Regions from separate parts of the Mus musculus genome. Here region 2 is linked to region 1. Evidence: chromatin contacts called from ENCODE POLR2A ChIA-PET data. All regions are on one chromosome and are shown on one strand. Each heading gives the region's core, a stretch centred on a gene start or an enhancer-like site at or near the end of the contact. The rest is flanking DNA. Distances are from core to core; before and after follow the strand shown. Region 1 holds the start of Nuak1 (NUAK family, SNF1-like kinase, 1). Region 2 has its middle 7.4 kb from the start of 4930463O16Rik.

Region 1 (3,465 bases), core at 634-3,133:
CTACCACATGCTGGGGGAGGGAAGGGACCAGAACACTTGGCATTTTAATTACTAATGTAGAGACAATCTATTTACCTGAAATCCAAACCAAAAACTAAAACCAATTAGACCCACTAATGCATATTTGAAGAACAAATGAAAGTCTTAAGAGATTAAGTCATCCAACCAATCCGGTGGGGGTGGGAGCTCTCCCTGCAGGCCACCAACTTGTCTCTCAATCTACATGCAGGGATGTCTACAGACCATTTAAAAGCTGCCTACAGTTTCAGGATGGGGAATGGGGAGGGGGAGGGGAAGGAGAGGGTGTCCCTGAAAGGGCTAGTGGAACGAATAGACTGGGGCATGGTCTTTGCGTTTTTTTGTCTTATGTGAGTGCTTTTAAGGTAGGCAGGGACCGGCCGAGGGTTTCAGGCATCAGTAAGATAAGTAAATAAAGTTTGGAGATAAGACCATTATCAAGTCCAGAACTGAGCGGAGGAGTGAGGGCCGACAATGGGTGTGTTTCAGGCCATGACTCTGACAACAGGGGTGGGGGCGAGGGGCGTCTCGAGAAGACAGGCTGTTGCTAGAGTCCAGTGTAAGGTGAGAAGTAGACAAGAGTGAAGTCAGAAGGAATTTGGAGGGCGGGAGGAACCTGAGGGCTGCAGAAGGAAGTGCCAGTACTTGGAGACTACACCAGATGCTCTTCCTGGTCGGTCTTCCCACCCTAGTGTGGAACAATGTAATTTATGTGAAATTACTTTAAAAAATTTCTCAAGATACCTTTAATTTTTTCATGTCTTATTTTTCCTCCCTTCATCTCAGGAGAACCAGGGCAGCCTTGCTGGGAGGCCTTCCTGCCTGACCTTCACCTGGTGGGGTGAGATCTGGCCGTTTTAGTCAAAGGAAAATTCCCATCGCCTGAGGGGGTCAAGAGGCCTGCAAGTGGCCTCTGGCTTGGACAAGGAACTGCTCAGCAGGCCAAGGCCTAGGCTTATCTCAGAGCCTTGGTTTGTCGGAAAGGGGTCTTTCCAATGGCGCTGGGCAGCTCAGGGGACCCAGCTCCATCCAGGCCCCCACTTCCCTCCTCTTAGGTGTTGGTCCCTGTTGGACTCCCGAACTTTACCGGGAGATCGGAGCCCTGGAGAAGGGCCGGGTTCCTCCTTCGAGCCTCCCTTCGTTCCTGACTCCGCCTTTCTCCCTGAGAGAGCCGGGGTTCCGAAGCATCCCTCTCGGGGACTTTCCAGGCTCCGCGGTTGCTCCAGGAGGGCCCTGCCCTGACCGTGCCGGAGCTGGGGGCCTGCAGGGCCTCGGCGGCTGGAGGGGACTGTGACTCACCGCCGGTAACCCAACACCGCTGGGCCTCCTTTCAACCCAGCCTCCCCCTGCTCCAGCGAGCCTGGCGGCCTCCGCCACACCATAACAAACATGAAGAAGGGTGGCCCAGGAGGCTACAGCCCCGGGCCACAGAGCGTGAGCCTGGCTCTGTGCGTTGTCGCCTCTGCGGCCTCGGGGACCTGCGACCTTTATCCGAGGCCGATCGGCCCAAGCTAGCTGCGGACGGCCCGCAGTAGTTCCGGAGGGTGAGTGCGGGACGCTCGGGGAGGGGACAAGAGCACTGACGATCCCCAACCCCTCCACCTCGACCCACCCGGGACCTTGCGTCCCCACCCGGCGAGGACAAAGCAGCCGGGCCGCCGCCCCGGCCTGCGCCGCGCCGCACAAAGAGTGAACAACGACACGCACCCCGCCCCCTCCCTGCTCGGTGGCCCGGCGCGGAGGTGGGGACACCCGGGCGCCCGCCCCGCGTTCCCCTCTCGCCCCGCCCCGTCTGCGCGTCCTCCCGGCGCGGGGGCGGGGGGCGCGGCGCCCCACATAACACTCCTCTCCAGCGCGCGGAGCCACCCTCTCCCCTCCTTCTCGCCAACACCACCGCCTCCCCTGACATCGCTGCCACCTCGCCGGACGCTCCGCAGATTGCCGCGGCTGGCCAGGGGGCGGTGCGCCGAGCGTGCGCGCCCGGGACGCCAGATGTGCAGTCGCCGCCGCCGCCGCCGCTAGTGCCCCAGCGGCAGCCAGAGCCAGGTCGGGTCGTCTCAGCAATGCTGCTGCGGGGGCGACCTTGAACGCACCCCGGTTTCCCTCGGTGGGGACCACCCCGAGCCCCTGTGCCGGGACCTGCCCTCTCCAACTCGGCTCGCCCTGCGCTTGGTCATGGAAGGGGCGGCAGTGTCCGCGGCAGGGGATGGCCCTGCTGTAGAGACCGGCTTGCCGGGCTCTCCGCTGGAGGCGGTGGCCGGGGCGACTGCAGCCCCAGTGGAGCCCAGGAAGCCGCACGGGGTGAAGCGACATCACCACAAACACAACTTGAAGCATCGCTATGAGCTGCAAGAGACCCTGGGCAAAGGTACCTACGGCAAAGTCAAGAGAGCCACCGAGAGGTTTTCAGGCCGAGTGGTGAGTAAGGGAAATTCCTGGAGGGGTTCGAGCTGGTTCCCTGGTGGCCCAAGATGGGGGCGGGGAGACGGTCTGGGGGCACCACGCCACCGGGGCTCCCTTCTCTAGAAAGGTTTCAGCAGAAGCCCCCAGTCAGACTCCTCACTTTCCTTTCAGCACCCCGTGACTCAGGTGTATATCTCCGAAAACACTTGTTACATCTTGTCTGCACATATTTTGGGGGCTTCTCTCACCCCACCTTTTTTATTTTTTTATTTTTTACCCCAGCTAGCAAAGTAGTGTTTAGGATTCACATTTTGCAGCTTTGAGAACATGGGGTCTTCCCCAAAGACACACCTTCAGACCTTGTCCGGGAGTTCCTTATTTGTACAAACTCCAAAAAGACCTACATTATCAGCCATGAAGCTGGGCTCGAAAGTGTGGTGTCCTGTAGTTGCTCAGGACCCCCGCTTCTTTCCCATCTACCTGCAGTCCCACTTCTCCTTTCCACTGGGATGCTTGCTTACCCTGATGCTGCTCTTGCTGCAAAAGACAGACTCCTCCTGTCTATCAAACCTAAAAGCTTCTACTGAATGTCTGAGGTTTCTTGACAGCTTGCATTCCCGCCTCTGGCAAGCATGACATGTCCCTGGCAGGGGTGGCCATTCAGTCCCAGAGTTGATTTGCAGCAGGCTCGCTTGCCTTACCAGGTCCTGGCTTCAGGACTACTTAAATTGTTCAAGGGGTCTGGCCGGCCGCACCCGATACAGCTGAAGCTCTGCCAGGTGCCTCGGGGGCTCAGTATTGTCCCAGTTTTGGATTGTTGTCGGTTCCCCCTCTGCAGAACAGGCCCTTGAAATCCACACTGGTTGTGGCTAGAGTTGGGTTCAAAGTGACTGACTCTTGCAGAAAGAGTTTGTGTGGTGTATGGCAGAAATGCACATGGTTCTTTGATTTAAAGCATATCAGATGTACTTTAATCGATTTAGGGCCAAAGTCAGAAACTATGACGCTTCTCGTGTGTGCAGTTTTTCGGGGTACTGGGGGACT
Region 2 (3,465 bases), core at 329-2,828, 40 kb before region 1:
TACTGCTGGCCAGTCTGGCGCGCGCAAGAAGAGCGCAAGCTTGCGAGTGGGGTTTTTGCTTCTCCTGACTCTGTTCCATCAGGGACCCTAGCCCATGGGATGATGCCACCGACATACGTTCTTCTCCATTAGGTTGCTGCCCTTGATGCCACCCAGCTTTGGATAGGTTCTCGCAGACACACTCCAAGTGGGCCGTATCCTTCATTATCCAAAGAATGAGGCTGTTATTTAATGCCTCAGAGCTGTGAAAATGGTTCCCCGATCGCCTAAGGGCATTACCATGTCTAGGAATCAGGCAGACAGGGCTGTATTGAAGAAACTGATGAGAAAGTAAGATGCTCTTAGGTGATTCCAACTCATTCGAGAACTCGCTGACTCTCAAGCTAATCCGGCTGATACAGTTAACCATGGCCACAAGTCAGGCAAGGAGCCTCTGGGTCGGTAACTTGTAAGCGCCGCTCTAGCGTGCAGCGTCCAAATCATGTTCTTCATCTGGTTAAAAAGAAAAGTGTTGTGGGAGAGGAGGACGATCTTACCTCACCTCATAGGAGGACACCAAGGACTCGAGAGAAGTTTTGGATTCTTTTTATTTTATTTTTATTCATGAGTACACTGTAGCTGACTTCAGACACACCAGAAGAGGGCATCAGATCTCACTGCAGATGGTTGTGAGCCACCATGTGGTTGCTGGGAATTGAACTCAGGACCTCTGGAAGAGCAGTCAGTGCTCTTAACCATTGAGCCATCTCTCCAGCCCCGAAGTTTTGGATTTTTTTTTTTTGATTTTTCGAGACAGGGTTTCTCTGTATAGCCCTGGCTGTCCTGGAATTCACTTTGTAGACCAGGCTGGCCTCGAACTCAGAAATTCACCCGTCTCTGCCTCCCAAGTGCTGGGATTAAAGGCGTGCGCCACCACCGCCCAGCTGGATTCTTTATATCAATCATAACAATAGACATTTTTTACTTGCATAGAACTGTCAACTTTAAAATGGATTTTAAGCCCACAGATGGAATGCCAGATCTCATGTTTTGCTGTCCCACATTTCCAGCTGGGACTATGATCTGTCTCCTCTCGTGTGTTTGTAATTACTTCCCCTTTGAACCCTTTTCTTATCCGGCCCCGCCCCCACCTCATGCTTGCAAGCTTTCCTCTCTACTGGAATTGTGGACATTGCTCATTAATTTTCTAGTCCTTGAGGCAACATTTCACTGATGCAGGCTCCTATGTCCCTGAAATGAAGTCTCGGGTAGCCACGGGTGTTAGAGGAGAGCTCTCTGAGTTGCAGAACAGCTCAAGCAAGGACCTGGGGTGGTGGGTCTCCACGCTTCTGTGGTCAAGGCTGTGGACAGAGGGATGCTGTTACTGGGATTTCTGACCTTGGTCATGCTAAGCTTCCTGGCTCAGCCTCCTGGCTGGTTTTCATTGCATCTTGGCTTGGCCAAAGCCAAGCAGTTTGTGCTGGGCCAGCAGTTGTGAAATCTCCAGCAGAGTGGTATTGTTTATCTATTTTTAGAAGTGTGTCCTTGAGGCTACCAAGAATGGAGCGTGGAGGGGTTCCTGTGGTATCTCACTGCCTCTCTTGGGACTTGCCATCCGAGGACTGACCTCATTTTCATTCGCCCTCACTAATTGACTGCAGAGCCACGTCTGTGTTTCCCCAGAATCATCTCAGCTGCTTTTTCCTGCGTGCACCCATGTCTGAGCTACACACACACTGGCTTCTCCCCCAATAGAAACTGATCCTGGTGCCAGGCACTGCTCCAGTACATTTCTCTATAGCCACAGAGGAGATGCTGTAGACCAGTGGATCCCGATTTACCCACGGGTCTCCACTTTCCATAAGCTGTTAAGTAAGGGGAAAATGCAGACCTGTGACAGTTGATTCTAATCTGACACAAGGCAGCTAGTTGAAAATGTGGCTTACATTCCCCACTTCTGTTCTCTACCACCCTTCCCTTTACACCATTAAGGGATTTGGCCATTATTGTTTACACAGTTTCACAGAGCTTGCATTAGCTAGCAAGTCATCAAGATCACCATGACCCAGGAACATGGTGGGAACAACCACAGCTTATGTCGAGTGAATTCTGAGTAAGCTACTTGAGAACTAGGCATTGCTCATCTTTCAGTTCCATTTTTGCTCAGGATTTGGAGACAGTAGATCGTTCCTTAATATCTGTGAATGAATGAATTTCTGCATCGTTGGCTTCAGAGTTGGCAGACTCAGTCCCCAAGGGTTACAGGACAAAGTGTAGAGTTCAAACCGATATTCACTGTCTGAGTCTTTCTCTCTGCATCTAGAGAAAAGAAAATATATGAAAACAAACACTACCCCCAAGCAAGCCTTTTCAACCATCAAATCAGACCTTGCTCTTATTATGTCCTGCTCTTTCAACCAGTTCTTTGTCTTAACTAGGCAGTTTTGCTTTGTAACATAGTATCAGGCAATGACACGGGTCATTGACTCCTAAAAGTGCACCTGCCACCTCTTTTGGTGGGGTAGGGGTGGGGGCGGTGAGAGTATCGACAGACCCAAGAAAGAACATGAGAATAAAACTCATTTAACAAACCCACAGTAAAATGGATAATAGTTTTCAAAGATTTTTCTTTTTACTGCCAAAATATTATGAAATAAAAGAATCAAGGCTCCCCCTGGTTCCTACTCTGAGGGCTGGGTCTTCTTGAGTCTAGCCAATTGGGTAGTGTTTTGTTCAGATTTAATTTGGTGATTTTCTTTTTATATTTGATATACCACCTGTGTGCCATATAATCTGGTTTTTATCCCCTCTCAGAGACACACCTGGATAATCGGGTGATATGGCTTTAGTAATAAACTGGTTTATAGAGCTTGGGAGATACCGATTATAGGGGTAGACCAGATGTCCAAGCAGGTGGTTAGTATGTTCCTCAAGCTATTTCAGACATTGGGATTCAGAGGACTGCTTAAAAACACAAGGAGAATGGATGTCTGGCCTTTTGACAAAGCAGCCACAGCTGAGCCCTCAGGAACCTGGCTGCTATTGAGTGCAACTGTTGTGGCTTGCTTGTATCCTACACAATGTTCACCTCCATGCTTGAACTCTTAGCCTTCCTGTGGCTTCTGAGATGAAAGCAAGCATCCTTTCCATGGCCCACAGGCCCAGGCAACTTAGCTCATGCCGGCCTTTCTGACTTCATCTTGTTTCTTATAGGGACAGCAAATATCCACTCTGTGCTAAGCTTGGTTAACCTTTTGTAGTGTTGAGGGAAGGTTCCATTACCGCCCCTCTTACAGGGGGAGGGGCTGAGGGACAAAGACATCACTTGTCCAGGGGCATGTGGCTGAGTGGGGACTGAGACATCCAGGCCACCAATCCCTCAGAGACCTTTTCCTTCACCATGCCTCCAAGTCCTGAGGTCCCCTCCCTGCATGGGACCTGGGTGCTCTTGCTCCCCACCCCAGAGGCTTTCTCCCAGTGTCCATT

What was found. ChIA-PET counts read pairs that join two places held with the same protein, here RNA polymerase II (POLR2A).
Region 2: POLR2A ChIA-PET joins it to region 1 with 48 read pairs in Patski. The contact joins the enhancer-like site here to the promoter of Nuak1 in region 1. POLR2A ChIA-PET finds 5 or more read pairs at or near these places in 2 of 5 experiments (Patski and embryonic stem cell).

What each region holds. Positions count from the first base shown.
Region 1 is chr10:84,439,086-84,442,550 of GRCm38, reverse strand. Nuak1 (NUAK family, SNF1-like kinase, 1) reads left to right here and starts at 1,883. Exons shown (of 7, transcript NM_001004363.2): 1 at 1,883-2,436. The coding sequence starts at 2,194.
Region 2 is chr10:84,479,129-84,482,593 of GRCm38, reverse strand. No RefSeq gene overlaps it. Among named protein-coding and RNA genes, the nearest start is that of 4930463O16Rik, 7.4 kb to the left of the region's middle. Within about 2 kb of position 1,578, at least 1 of the 3 ENCODE cell types and tissues checked has a DNase peak (open chromatin) inside an H3K27ac peak, as active enhancers do.